3 separate regions of the Homo sapiens genome follow, and regions 2 and 3 are each linked to region 1. A link is a contact called in ENCODE Hi-C or POLR2A ChIA-PET data. All regions are on one chromosome and are shown on one strand. The core of a region is the stretch at or near the end of the contact, and the rest is flanking DNA. Distances in the headings are between cores, read along the strand shown.

The links. Hi-C counts contacts between places; a loop is a spot of excess contacts on that map. ChIA-PET counts read pairs that join two places held with the same protein, here RNA polymerase II (POLR2A). Pooled maps may share reads with other maps.
Region 2: a loop to region 1 is called in a pooled map, with 3 times the contacts of the local background. The contact joins the enhancer-like site here to the promoter of GALNT1 in region 1. A Hi-C loop is called at or near these places in 1 of 50 pooled maps. POLR2A ChIA-PET finds 5 or more read pairs at or near these places in 2 of 52 experiments (WTC11 and activated CD4-positive, alpha-beta T cell).
Region 3: a loop to region 1 is called in a map of CD4-positive, alpha-beta T cell, with 3 times the contacts of the local background. The contact joins the promoter of MAPRE2 here to the promoter of GALNT1 in region 1. A Hi-C loop is called at or near these places in 5 of 168 maps with a recorded cell type or tissue (B cell, CD4-positive, alpha-beta T cell, CD8-positive, alpha-beta T cell and 1 more), 24 of 37 single-sample maps with no recorded cell type and 15 of 50 pooled maps. POLR2A ChIA-PET finds 5 or more read pairs at or near these places in 1 of 52 experiments (OCI-LY7).

Annotation. Positions count from the first base shown.
Region 1 is chr18:35,579,267-35,583,692 of GRCh38, forward strand. It overlaps GALNT1 (polypeptide N-acetylgalactosaminyltransferase 1), which reads left to right and starts at 2,474. Exons shown (of 12, transcript NM_020474.4): 1 at 2,474-2,596. RefSeq lists a silencer at 1,516-2,215.
Region 2 is chr18:36,146,860-36,151,285 of GRCh38, forward strand. All of the region lies in intron 11 of ELP2 (elongator acetyltransferase complex subunit 2), which reads left to right. Among named protein-coding and RNA genes, the nearest start is that of ELP2, 19 kb to the left of the region's middle. Within about 2 kb of position 3,177, at least 3 of the 41 ENCODE cell types and tissues checked have a DNase peak (open chromatin) inside an H3K27ac peak, as active enhancers do.
Region 3 is chr18:35,038,804-35,043,229 of GRCh38, forward strand. It overlaps MAPRE2 (microtubule associated protein RP/EB family member 2), which reads left to right and starts at 2,610. Exons shown (of 7, transcript NM_014268.4): 1 at 2,610-2,858. The coding sequence starts at 2,737. RefSeq lists an enhancer at 2,570-2,719.

The DNA.
Region 1 (4,426 bases), core at 1,224-3,723:
TCTACCCCCAGCTCTAGACCACTGATTATCTGTATCGATTTGCCTTTTCTAGATATCTTACATAGTCAATGTGTCACTTAATGACAGGGGTATGTTTTGGGAAATGCATTGTTAGGCAATTCTGTCATTGTGAGAATATCATACAGTATACTCACAAACCTAGATGGTATAGCCTACTACACACCTAGGCTACATGGTACAGCTTATTGCTCCTAGGCTACAGACCTGTACAGCATGGGACTGTACTGAATACCGCAGGCAATTGTTAACACAATGGTATTTGTGTATCTAAACACAGAAAAGGTAACCCATTGCCCAACGACATTATGAAGGCTACCTCACTTGGTGATAGTAACTTTTCAGCTGCATATAATCTTATGGGACCACCATTGTACAGGTGACCCATCATTGACCGGGGCATGGCTGTAAATAGATCCTACAATACAGGCTCTTACACATCTAGCTTCTTCCACTTAGCTTATCGTTTTTGAGGTTCCTCTATGTTGTATCTTCTATGACTACTTCGTTCCTTTTACTGAGTAGTAGTCCACTGTATGGCATATACTGCATTTTATCCACGCAGCAGTTTCTGGACATTTGGACTGTTTCTACTTCTTGGCTATCATGAATAACACTGTTATTAATATTCATGTACAAGTTACTGTATGAATTTATCTTCAGTTCTCTCAGGCATACGCCTAGGAGTGGAATTGTTGGGTGATAGAATACTTCATGTGTAACTTTTTAAAAAACCTGGAAAACTGTTTTCCAAAGTGGCTGCACCATTTTACATTTCCATAGGCAACGTATGAGGGTTCTAATTTCTCCATCTCTTCACCAACACTGCTATTGTCTGTCTGTCTTTTGTACTACAGCCAGTGTAGTGGGTGTCAAGAACTTCCTTGTTGTGCTTCTAATTTGCATTTCCCTATTAACTAATGATGTTGAACACCTTTTTATGTAATTGTTGATCATTTAAATATCTTTGGTAAAACGTCTATTCAATTGTTTTGCCCATTTAAAATTGGACTATTAGTCTTATTACTGAGTTGTAAGAGTTCTTCATACATTCTGGCTACAAGTCCTTTAACAGATATATGATTTGCCAATCTTTTCTCCCAAGATAAGAGTATTTTTTAACGATGACAACTTTATTCCAAAGTGAAGTTTCCTTGTGGAACAGTAACAGGCTAGTCATGATTGACTTTGTTTCAAAATATTATATAAGTACTTTTAAAATAGTAACTTTTAACTTTTATTTTAGAATACTTGGAAGATGTAGACAAGCAAAAACAGGATACTAAAATTCCAGAGATAATCTTCAGGTTTTTTTTTTTTTTTTTCGGACAGCCTTTTGGTTATGTGAGAGGTAATATAAATTTAAAAGTGGGACCACTTAAATATTAAGTAATCTCTTATTGCAGCTCTTGGTTGGCAAGCAATAAGACACAAACCTCTGAATTATTTAAGTAGAAAATTAATTTATTAAAAGAATGGTTGGTTATGCCTCGCGTGAGTGACAGAGCCAGGGTTTTGTCTTCTATCTTCAGGGCAGGGTACAGCTGGGTATTGGAATTGTACCAAGCAGTGTTTCCCAAGGGGGCACAGAGGGAGGGCCCCTCTCCGGGCACTGTGCGGGAGCCACTTCCCCAAACAGTCCCCGTTCTGCAAGGGCCCCGGCGTTGCTGCCCCCGAGACCCGGGTGCCTGCCCCGGCGGTGCGGGTCGCGGGCCTCCGCTCTCGCCGTCCTCCCTCAGTCCCGGGCCTCCTGCATCGCGGTCGCCAGGCGCAGGCTCAGCGCGGCTGACAGCGCTCCAGCTCCCGCGCTCGCGGCCGCCTCAGGCAGCCGACCGGGTTGGGGCGGCCCCGCGCTCGGCCCGGGAGCCGATCCGCTGTGAGGGCTCCTCCATCTCCTCCCACCCCGTGACCTGCTCGACGCGCAACAGCCCGAGTTGTCTTTAACTTGCTGCGGCAGCCTCTTTGTCCCGACCCAGGGTCGGGGGCACCTCTCGGCCTGGCCCGGCCCTGCCCGTAGCCGTGTGAGCGGGGGCCGGGACTGGGCGGTCGGTCCGGGAGGGGCGCCGCGCCCGACCCCGGAGTCCCGAGCCCGAGGGGAGCGTCGCGGCCCCGCGGTGGGCTCGCCGCAGCGGAGGGGGCGCGCATCCGGGTGAGCGCCGGCGCCCCCGCCTCCCCCGCGCAGCCGCACGGGCCGCCGCCGCCGCTGCCGCCGAGCACGCAGCGCAGGGAGGACCGCGCCCGAGCGCCTGCGGGCGCCCTGCGGCGCCCGCCGCGCGACGAGCCCCAAGTGAGCGGGCAGGCGGCGCGCATGCGGGGCGGCCCGGAGTAGCGCCGCCCGAGCCCGCGAGCGGGGCGCCCGGAGTAGCCGCCGACCCGAGCCGGGCGCGGAGGCGGGGGCGGGCGCGGCGGAGCGGGGCCCGGCCGGACCCGCCCGCCCGCCGGGGGAGCCGCCGGCAGTGGCCGAGGAGCGCGCGGCGGACGGCGGCCCGAGAGTAGCGCGCTGGCCGCGGGACCGGCCGCGACCGCCGCGGCCGGCCCGGAGGACGCCTGCCGCCGCCGCCGCCGCGCGCCTAGCGAGGTGAGTGTATCGCCCGCGGCTGGGCAGTCCCGGAGCCGCAGCGCTGCGCGCGGGTCGGAGGTGGAGAAAGAGGCCCCGCCGCGGCCGCGTCCCCGGTCCCTTTGTGGCCGGCGCTGCCTGGGGCCGGGGCGCGGGCACGCTCGGCGCGGGTTCGGGTCTGGGACCCCGGTGCCGTTGGACACGCGGCGTCTCTGGTTGGCAGCTTTGGCGAGCAGCGAGTTTCCGTCCTAGTTTGACATTGAGTTAGAACCGTTTTTCTTTAGAAGACGGAAGTTTGTTTTATTGACAAAAATAAAGCTAAATATGGCTTCTGGGTTCGGCCGTGTGGTACTTGCAACCGCGGTGCCAGCCTGACCCTCGCGGCGCCACGGGGGAGGGGAAGACACGCCGGCAGCGGGGGAGGGGGCTTCCCGGCCCGCTGCCCCCGAGGAGGACCCGGACCTAAATTAGCAAATGTTTGTGGTTGGGAAGTAGCGGGCTTTAGGTAATGTAGTAGCTTTTCCGCTTTTCCTGGAAGAATGAATGAATGAGATGTCATTTACTCATCCATAATCAATACGTTGCCCATTTAAGCATTTACCAGGAATTGGGATGATTTGCATTGTCATTGCTTCTCTTATCTGGTCAGCCTTGCTAGATGAGGTTCCCTTACTCCCCAGATTTGTGACCTTGTCCTCATTCTCAAAGCCACTGAGCTAACCAACCCGTCTACCAAACTCACTTGGCATTTTTTTGGTCAAGTGGGCAATAGGCAAAGTAGTCTTTCTGAACTGTTTCTGGAGGGCAGAGAATGTCACTTTGATCATATCTTATGTTTAATACATTGCTTTATAATCGTGTCAAGAACGCTGAGAGTTAGGAGGTCTTGTCATTTCACAGATGAAATAGTGAAGGCCCTAAGAAGTTGCAACTTTTCAGGTCACAATCTGAGCAGCAGAGTTGGGATTCAAACCTAGACCTTGTTAGTCCAGTCCTCTTTACATCACATCTGTGTCCAGACCTGGACTGTCCAGCGTGGGAGCCACTAACCACATGTGACTATTAAAATTAAATTTTAAAAATTCAGCTCCTCGGTCACAGTAGCCACATTTCAAGTGTTCCATAGCTAAATGTGGTTCTTTGCTACAGTTGAACAGCCCTGGTCTAAATTATACATACATTTGTTGTGTCAGTAAATATTTACTGAATGCGATCTGTCTATGAGGCACAGTTTTAAGTTCTGGGTACATGGTGAATAAGGGAGACACAATGTCCTTGCCCTATTGGAATTGACATTTTACATGATCCTTTGAGGATGTTTCCATGGTACTCCGAGTCCTGCTATTCCAAGTGTGGATGGTGTACCAGCAGCATCCCTGTCACCTCAGACTCAAGTAATGCAGAATGTGAAGCCCCGCTGCACATCAACTGAATCAGTATCTGCTTTACCAGGATTTCAAGTTATTTGTGTGCACTTTGAAACCTGAGAAGCCTTTGTTCAGCGTGCTGGTGATAACTGCGTTTAATGACTGCTCTGCTGGTTTGTTTGGTGCCTCTTAAGCAGCAGACTGCAAAACTCTTGGGAGCACTCACCATTTATGCAAATACTTGTTAAATGCCTGGCTTTCTCAATAGAGTTTAAGCTTTATGAGAGCAGAGATTGTGGCTTCCTTTTCCAGCCATGTATCACTGAAGACTTTACAGTGCCTGGTAAGCAATAAGCACTTGGTATAAATGCTTGTTGGATAAACGAATGAGTGTGCTAGGATACTTAAGCGTGGTTGTTAGCTGGGTGTGGTGGCATGCGTCTGTAGTCCTAGCTATTCCAGAGTGACAGCGCGAGACCCTGTC
Region 2 (4,426 bases), core at 1,927-4,426, 570 kb after region 1:
CTTTAGTCATGTAACTGTCTCTCTACAGCATTCCTTCTCTTACTTTGTAATCTGATTTGCTTCTAATCTGCTTCTAGCTTGGGAAAATTAGATAGCAAGAACGGAGTGGCCAAGAGCACAGGCCCTTGGAGCTAGACAGCCTGGGTTCACTTACTAGCTATGTGTCCTTGAGGACATTAGTTAATCCCTGTCTCAGGTTCCTCATTTGTAAAACATGGGTAGTTTTTTTTTTTTTTTTTTTTTCTTTTAACAGGATCTTACTCTGTCATCCAGGTGTGATCATAGCTCACTGCAACCTCATTCTCCTGGGGTTAAGCCATCCTCACGCTTCAACTTCCTGAGTAGCTGGGACTACAGGTGCACCTCACCACACCCAGCTAATATCTAAAATTTTTTTTATAGACACAGGGTCTTGCTTTGTTGCCCTGCCTAGTCCTGAACTCCTGGCTTCAAGTGATCCTCCCGCCTCAGTCTCCCAAAGTGCTGGGATTACAGGTGTGAGCCACTGCATTTGGCATGTGGATTGTTAATATTACCTACTGACAGTTTTTGTTTGTTTGTTTGTTTGTTTTGAGACCGAGTTTTGCTCTTTTGGCCCAGGTTGGAGTGCAGTGGTGTGATCTCGGCTCACTGCAACCTCCACCTTCCGGGTTCAAGTGATTCTTCTGCCTCAGCCTCCTGAGTGGCTGGGATTACAGGTGCCTACCACCATATCTGGCTAATTTTGTATTTTTATTAGAGACGGGGTTTCACCATGTTGGCCAGCCTGGTCTCGAACTCCTGACCTCAGGTGATTCTGCCCCTCCCCCCGCCTCAGCCTCCCAAAGTGCTGGGATTACAGGCGTGAGCCACCGCACCTGGTCTACTGGCAGGGTTTTTATGAGGCTTAAATGAGTTAACATTTATATGATATGCAAAACAAGGCCTGGCACATACTGGATGCTATGTAAGTGTATTTTATTTTATTATTATTGTTGTGTTTTTTATTAACACTTACTTTTTTTTATAAAGTATATTGCAAAGGAAACAGAAGCAGAGACGTGTAGGGTGAGGTATGGGAGAAGGGGTGCCAAGCTCCCATGCCCTCCCTGGCTGTGCCGCCCTCCAGGAACCTCCATGTGCTTAGCTATTCGGAAGCTCCGAAGCTCCCTGAACTGTGTCGTCTTTGGTTTTTATGGCAGCTTCATGACGTCAGCATTTTTTCCCCCAGGGTGGAACCCTCTCATGGTCAGGTTTTTGTTTTTTTTTTTTTGAGATGGAGTCTCACTCTGTCACCCAGGCTGGAGTGCAGTGGCGCTATCTCGGCTCACTGCAAGCTCCGCCTCCCGAGTTCACACCATTCTCCTGCCTCAGCCTCCTGAGTAGCTGGGACTACAGGTGCCTGCCACCACACCTGGCTAATTTTTTGTATTTTTAGTAGAGACGGGGCTTCATGGTTTTAGCACCTCGTGATCTGCCCACCTCGGCCTCCCAGAGTGCTGAGATTACAGGTGTGACCCACTGCGCCCAGCTGGTCGGGTTTAAGACACACAGTCAAACAGGTGGGGAAGATTAGAGGCCTGACCCTGAAGCCTAATATACCCAATTTTGTAGGTGAAGACTGTAACAAGGGCTATGGGAGTTTTGAGCCAGGAAGTTTTGTCAGAGAAAACCAGTGTACTTAACACCTCAGGCCATGGATCCCTCAGGCCAGGGATCCTTTACATCAAAAAATATAGGCTGGGTGTGATGGCTCATGCTGGTAATCCCAGCACTTTGGGAGGCCAAGGCGGGAGGATTATTTGAGCCCAGGAGCTTGAGGCCAGCCTGGGCAACATAGGGAGACCCTGTCTGTACCAATAATTTTAAAAATTAGCCATGGGCTTGCAGCCCTGGGTATCGTTGCAGGCGCCTGTGGTCGCAGCTACTTGGGAAGCTGACGCAGGAGGATTGTGTGAGCCTGGGAAGTTGAGGCTGCAGTGAGCCATGGTTACACCACTGCATTCCAGCCTGGGTGATAGACCAAGACCCTGTCTCAAAAAAAAAATGTGTATGCACACACAGTCAATAATTAGTCCAGTCCATCATACTGTATGAATGTCTCCCAGGCTGAGGCCACTCAGGTTTGCAGATTTCCTTCAATCTTGTCAGGTTTCAGAAGGAGTAGCCTCAGTCAATATTATATACAACTTCACTTTTTCAGGCATCTGGGATAATTAAGCTAAGAGACAATGTCATCTCTTGCTCTTGAGACTCTTATGAGTTGTTAATGTGATATTGAATTTTCCTCAATGACCCATTTATTCATTTCTTTACTCTCAGCTGCTATTTCTCCTTCTCTCCATTAATACCCAAAGCTTTTCATCTTTGAAAGGCACATTAGAATTGCCATTGTGTTGATCTAGATTGCTGGCAGTAATACAAGTCAAGCAAGTAGCTCCTCAGTCTACTACGTTCAGACAGGATAAGGTTAGGTAGGTGCAGAACTAGTGAGCTATTTTTACCACCAGGCAATGTAGCTGTTTTCACCATTAGCCCTAATTTTGCTAGATGGGGTGAAGGTACAACCGTACAACCCATTCCCGTCATGCCTTAGGAATTTTGATACAAGACTTAGAAACATAGTTGCAGGGTTTTTTGTTTTGTTTTGTTTTTTTTTTTTTTGCTTAGAAATCATCCCTGCTGTTCCAGTACTTGTTGTTGCAGGCCTGGTCCTGGACCACTGCATCAGGTAGAGGAGAAAAAATAAATTAAAAAAAAAATTTTTTTGAGGCGATTTGGGGAAGAAAGAAAAAAAATATAGTCATTTTACCAGTGTATTCCTCCTTTGGTAAGAACCGCATAGTCATACCAGCATCCTCCCCAACCCCCTTCCCCATATCAACAAGAAAAACAAAAAATCTAGCAGGGACACTCAAGTTCCACTCATGTTGAGTGTGAGTACACACTCATGAAGGTGTGTAAGCCAGCCCTTCATGCTTTTATCTCCCCTTATTTTAGACAACCGATGTTTCAATCGTCCATTTCTACTTCTCTGTCAAACTGTGACTCTAAGGAGGAGATATCTCTACCCATTGTTGGACATTATGAGCTGTACAGTGTATCTTTGGTCTGAAGAAATGATGGTCGGCCATCCAGATCTATTTAATATCTTCTGTTCTGGTTTTTTTATGGCATGTTGAGCATTTTCATCTTTCATTTGATAAGCAAAACCTACTACACAGTCAGTTTCAGTTCCTGTCAAGACCCATTTATAGCTCCCCAGGTCTACTAGCATCAGTCTTACTTGCCAGCCATGTTCAGGGCCTTCCCACCAGAGTCTGCCCTGTAGCCATCAGCAGTCTCTGTTGCTGACAAACAGAGCAGTTCTTTCTGGCATTATGTGCCTTGGAATTGCCATCTACTAACCCAGCAGCTCTTGAGAGCTGTTCATCTGACACTGCAGAATCCAGCAGTTTTTCACACAGTTCCAGTGTCAGTTCTAGGGGAAAAGAAACTCCTTGCTCAAGGGTATCTCCTCCTTCCATTCTCCAGGTAGTATAAAGCATTTCCGTTTTATTATGGAACTCTTCCGGACACTGCCATCCCCATTAGAATGTTTCTCTGACATCACTGGAGACAGTATGGGTGTTTCAGGTGTCATAGGGATAGCTTCAGCTAATGTTTCATAGCAAGACAGTAAATGCCCCTCAAGTGGAAATACTCTAGTCCAAACCCCAGTAGTTGTTGCTGGGAGCTACTCAGAAGCTTTAGCCATAAGCTCGAGGAGCTGTTTCACAGAGGGTGATGAAGTGGAGAATTTATCCTTCCCAGCACTCTAGCTTCTACCCTGCATTGTGTGGTTCAGGCAATTCTGCTGGTTCCCATTTAGCATATCCAGTTAATATTGCTTGAAGGTCAGATTTACATGCTTTCTGTTTTACAGTACCAGGTAGGGGAAACATTCCCCAATCAGACACAATGTTCAGCCCCATGATACAATCAGGTAAAAGAGATGCAACCACTTCATATGAAGTGTGTTCAAATATGCCAACTTTCATAATCCTATTAACCCTTAGATTTTTATGTTCTGTTTTCAGGAACTTCACCCCCAGACCATTTTACCCTTTCTTGTACAAAAAGCTTTGGGTCCCTTGCTGCCAAGGGTTGAGCCAAAGGACTCCAGCCCTTTTGTCAGTAGTTTCCCCCCCTATTGCCCCACGCCAGATCAGATTTTTCACTGTAGTCTCTGCCTTCCAGCTTTTTTTTTTTTTTCTCTTTTTTTGAGACAGTGTCTCACTCTGTTGCTCAGGCTGGGGTACAGTTGTGCAGTCATGGCTGACTGCAGTCTTGACCTCCTGGGCTCAATCGATCCTCCCACCTCCACCTCCCGAGTAGCTGAGACTACAGGCAGGCACCGCCATGCCCGGCTAATTTCTATTTTTTGTAGAGACGGGGTTTCACCATG
Region 3 (4,426 bases), core at 1,360-3,859, 540 kb before region 1:
TGTTACCCCTGCATCTCAGAGGGTAATCACTGGTCTCTGGAGTTCTGTGGGTCCCTTTATAGTAGTGTGGCTCAGAGCAGTCTTAGAGGAAGATTTACGCGGCCCTTGGGGCCCTTCACCTGACTCACAGCCCCTCCCTTTTTAGACCATCAGCCCAAATTCTTGGCCATCATCCCATCCCTTCCTTCATGAGCAGACTAGAAACAAAGTGGGTGTGTTCTCTCCACAAAATTAGTTGGTATGATCAATGAACTATGCATTCAAATTCTGACAAATTTAGTCCCCACAATGACACAAATTATGTTTTACATACTACTTAAATATGGGATCATGGAAAAGTGATCTGTACTAAAGAACCCAGATTGAGAACATACTCTGAGGACATTAAATATTTGATTTGTAGACTGTGCCTTTCAATTTCAGACTGTCCCCCCAAAAAGGGGAAGTTTTGTGAAAGGAAGCAAATTAGTAAGGAAATTGACAGCAGCAGGTCAAGTAACAGAAACAGTAAGAGGAAGCATGGGTCTTTGCAAGAATGACTACACTCTCATGCCCCTTTAGCTCATAGTGCAATGTGAAGCTTGGTGTGTATCTTTGATACTTAGATATTCATCTGTGTACCTTGTAAGTCTTAGGTCAGAATTGGATCTGATTGTATAAGAAAAAAAATCTTATGTAAAGTGAGATGTGGACGAAGGAATCAACTTGTGCACTGTGGACTAACTGGAGAAGCAAAAGATAAAATTATTAAAATAATAGCCCAAGAGGAAAGTATAAAATAGGAAGGAAAATAAGTAGGGCCCCTTGTTTGAGATTATCCTTACCATCTGGGTTGTAAAACATTTGATTCTAATTCCAGAAACTTGATACCAGAAATAACTTATTACCAGGGACATATGCTGAAGAATTGTCAGGAATGACAAAGTGTTTACTTGTTTTTAATATCTGTATCACAAAATGATAAAGCTGATAAACCATACAGTGATGTGAAGGAGTGAGTCATAGCTTAATACTTTATGACACATATATTTATGCTGTATCTTTTACACCCCAATTCTTCCCTTTTCACCCTATAAAAGGTCAGAGACCACTGCTGATAAGCAAAGAATCCTTCAAAATCTCTCCTGGCTGGGCGTGGTGGCTCATGCCTGTAATCCTAGCACTTTGGGGCGGGTGGACTGCCTGAGCTCAGGAGTTCAAGACCAGCCTGAGCAACTCGGTGAAACCCTGTCTCTACTAAAATACAAAAATTAGCTGGGTGTGGCGGCGTGCGCCTGTTATCCCACCTACTCAGGAGGCTGAGGCAGGAGAATTACTAGAACCCAGGAGGCGGAGGTTGCAGTGAGCTGAGATTGCGCCACTGCACTCCAGCCTGGGTGACAGAGCGAGACTCTGCCTCTAAAAAATAATAATAAAAAAAAAATCTCTCCTCTCTGGAGGACAGTACTGAACATATGCAGGGTCTTTTCAGTTTATAATCTAATCCGTAGACTGCACAGTGCTAGCAATTCTGTTCACAGTTATCTTTTCACAACAGTCATCTTGGAAGTACTTGATTCTTACCTTGATTTATAATATTTATTGAGCTCACATTACAGATCATTACTGTCCAGTCACATTGATAAAACCATGTCACTTGGAAGCTCCAGTTCACCACTCCTAGCTGTGTGACCTTAAGCAGTTTACTTAATCTTACTAGTTTACTCATCTTTAAAATGGGAATAATAATAGTATCTGTCACATAGCCAATATATTTGAAAGCGGTATTGCAAGGATATAGAACAGCTTGAATGTTAAGCACTTTCAAATACTAAGTGAGGTGATCACTTTTGTAATTCAAATGGAAATAGAATAAATGTCAATGAATTAATGATCTGTATCAGGAGGCAGCATAAAGAATTTGAATTGGAGGGTTTTGGGTAACTGGTAAAATGGTGGTTATCTTTTTTTAAAAGAAAAACCCTCTTTGGGGATTCCTTTGTACAGATGATCTCTTAATTTGCCATCTTTAATCCTCACATTATTAAAGGCTACATTGATTAGAAGGAAATACAGCTTCCTTGTAGGTTTTTAGCTTTTTGGCTTGTTTTTGGGGAGATGGTTGCTGCTATTTGGAGAAAGGGAGAAAGGCAGAAATTTTAACCTTAGTCTGATACCTTTTCTACAAGCTGGCCACCAGGTCCTTTTTAGGTTTTTCTGAAACCTGACCAAGTTTAATTGTCATGGCATAAAAACTTGGTATTGAAGGAGTTAAAGGGTCTCCCACACCCCTTTGCATGAATCGTTCTTTTGTGTACACAGCTGCAGTGGCAGCACGGGTCGGAAAGGAAATGGTTAGAGGAAGAGCTGGTTTTCAGACAAGGCGAGTCTGCGAGGGGGGCTGCAGGGTGGCCTGGGGTTTTACATGCCAGATGTAGGCCTGCCCCGGTGCCTGCCTGGAGCTGCTGGCGTGGTCACGCCGCGACCCTGTGCGAATTGAGGCGAGGTGATGAGTTAGCGGGTTGCCATGGCAACAGGCTGGCCACGTGACCAGGGTGCTGCTGCCGGCGCTCTGACGTCAGCTGCCAGAGGGCGGGGCCGCAGGAGGGCGGGGCGCGAGCGAGAGCTGGGAGAAGGCAGTGAGCGAGCAGGCGGCAGGCACGGTCCGTGCGGAGCAGGCGAGCGAGCGGGAAGACGCAGCCACCTTCCTCACCAGCCAGCCCACAGCGGTTTGTTCCCCTTCTCGGGAGTGCGCCAATGCCTGGGCCGACCCAAACCCTGTCCCCAAATGGCGAGAACAACAACGACATCATCCAGGATAATAACGGGACCATCATTCCTTTCCGGAAGCACACAGTGCGCGGGGAGCGTTCCTACAGGTAATGGGGCTGGCACGAGAGCAGCGCCGGGGACCGCCGTGAGGGCGCGCGGAAATCCAGCCCGTTATATAATGGAGCAGACACTGCCTGCGACCCCTGCTGCAGGCATGCATTTGTGAAGGCGGTTGTGATTATTTGGTATCTGTTTCCATGTGTCATGTTGGGTTTGCATTGAGGCTCCGCGACTGCAGATGGAAAGCATTTTGTGAATAGGTTTGCTGCCTTCGAGGGGTCTCCCTCCATCTCTTTCCTTCCACACTGATAAAAATGCATGCTGTTTTCCCCCGCTGTCCAAAGGGAGACAGGCAGTAGCACTTCCTTTCCTCCTTCCCTTTTAGATTTTAAAGGAGCCATTAGGTAGCAGTGCCAAAAGGCAGAAAACGGGAGGGTGGGGAGAAAAACGTTTGCGCTTAACCTGGAGAGTGTGCAGGAAAGATGGAATCCTCTAGATTAAGCTGCAGTCTGTGATGTTAAACCGCCAGATTGATGGAGCTTTGTAAGAATTCTGCTCGCTGATTGGTGCAGGGATTGACAGCAGAGGTGATAGTGTCAGACATTCACCAAAATTTTCTCCATAGAACCCTAGGTTTATTAGAAAGAGACTGGACTGCAAAGGACTTGAAAAAAACTGGGCGCTGTTATGCATTTTCTAAGGAGTTTATGGCCACCGCTTGGGTGGGGGAGCCTTTCCTTCTTATTTACAGTAGGAAGGTGATTCCTGGTCTTTTGCTGAGGTCTGTTTTGAGGATGGGACTGATCTTGGTCATTGTATTGTGAGCCTTTTGATTAATGAGTTGGCCTGTACGGTTGGCATCATTTTTACATTAACATATCTGGCAATATGTTCCAGTAGATAAGCTCATTAAAATTGTTTGCATTGTTTGATAAGGATAACAATGTAATGGAGAATGCAGCTAGAGTCTTATGCAGCTCAAGGCCAGACTTGAAGGGAGACTGATAGCTTCGGTCATATTTCCTCTGAAGTTCTTTTGTACTGGGGTAGTTATTTTTAAATGTTACCTTGATAAACGCTAACAATGCTTTTGCTTTGAGGCAGAGCACACATACCTCTAAAGCGCATCCTCTCAGCTGATGAGCAACAGGAAATAACTCTTTTTTTCCTTTTTAGAGCCGTCATCTAAACATTCAGATGGTATTATGGGTAGAATATTGTGTGTGTAAATGTTGCATATCACAAAATAGAACCAGAAAGTACCCTACTTCCTTTCTCTTTGGCCAAAGAAATGCAGTATTTGTTGACTCAAAAAAAAAAAAATTATAAGCAACCTTTGCCCTGTCATCTCTGGCAGTTACATAAATACTTGGAGTTAATTTTGGCTGTGCCCATGAGGTCACCAAAATCTCATGCCTTATGGTTCCAACTAATGTGTTGATATGGCATTCTTACAGATTTCAAGTGCTTGTTATTCACTTAATGTAAATCAAAATTCCTCCACAACTTCTGGAGATATCCTTTCAGAGACCCTGTGATTGGAAATTTGGGCCTCTTCTCCTCTTACTCCTCCACCTTTTTCCTCTGTGACCATCCCAAAGCCTAAAAATAGAAT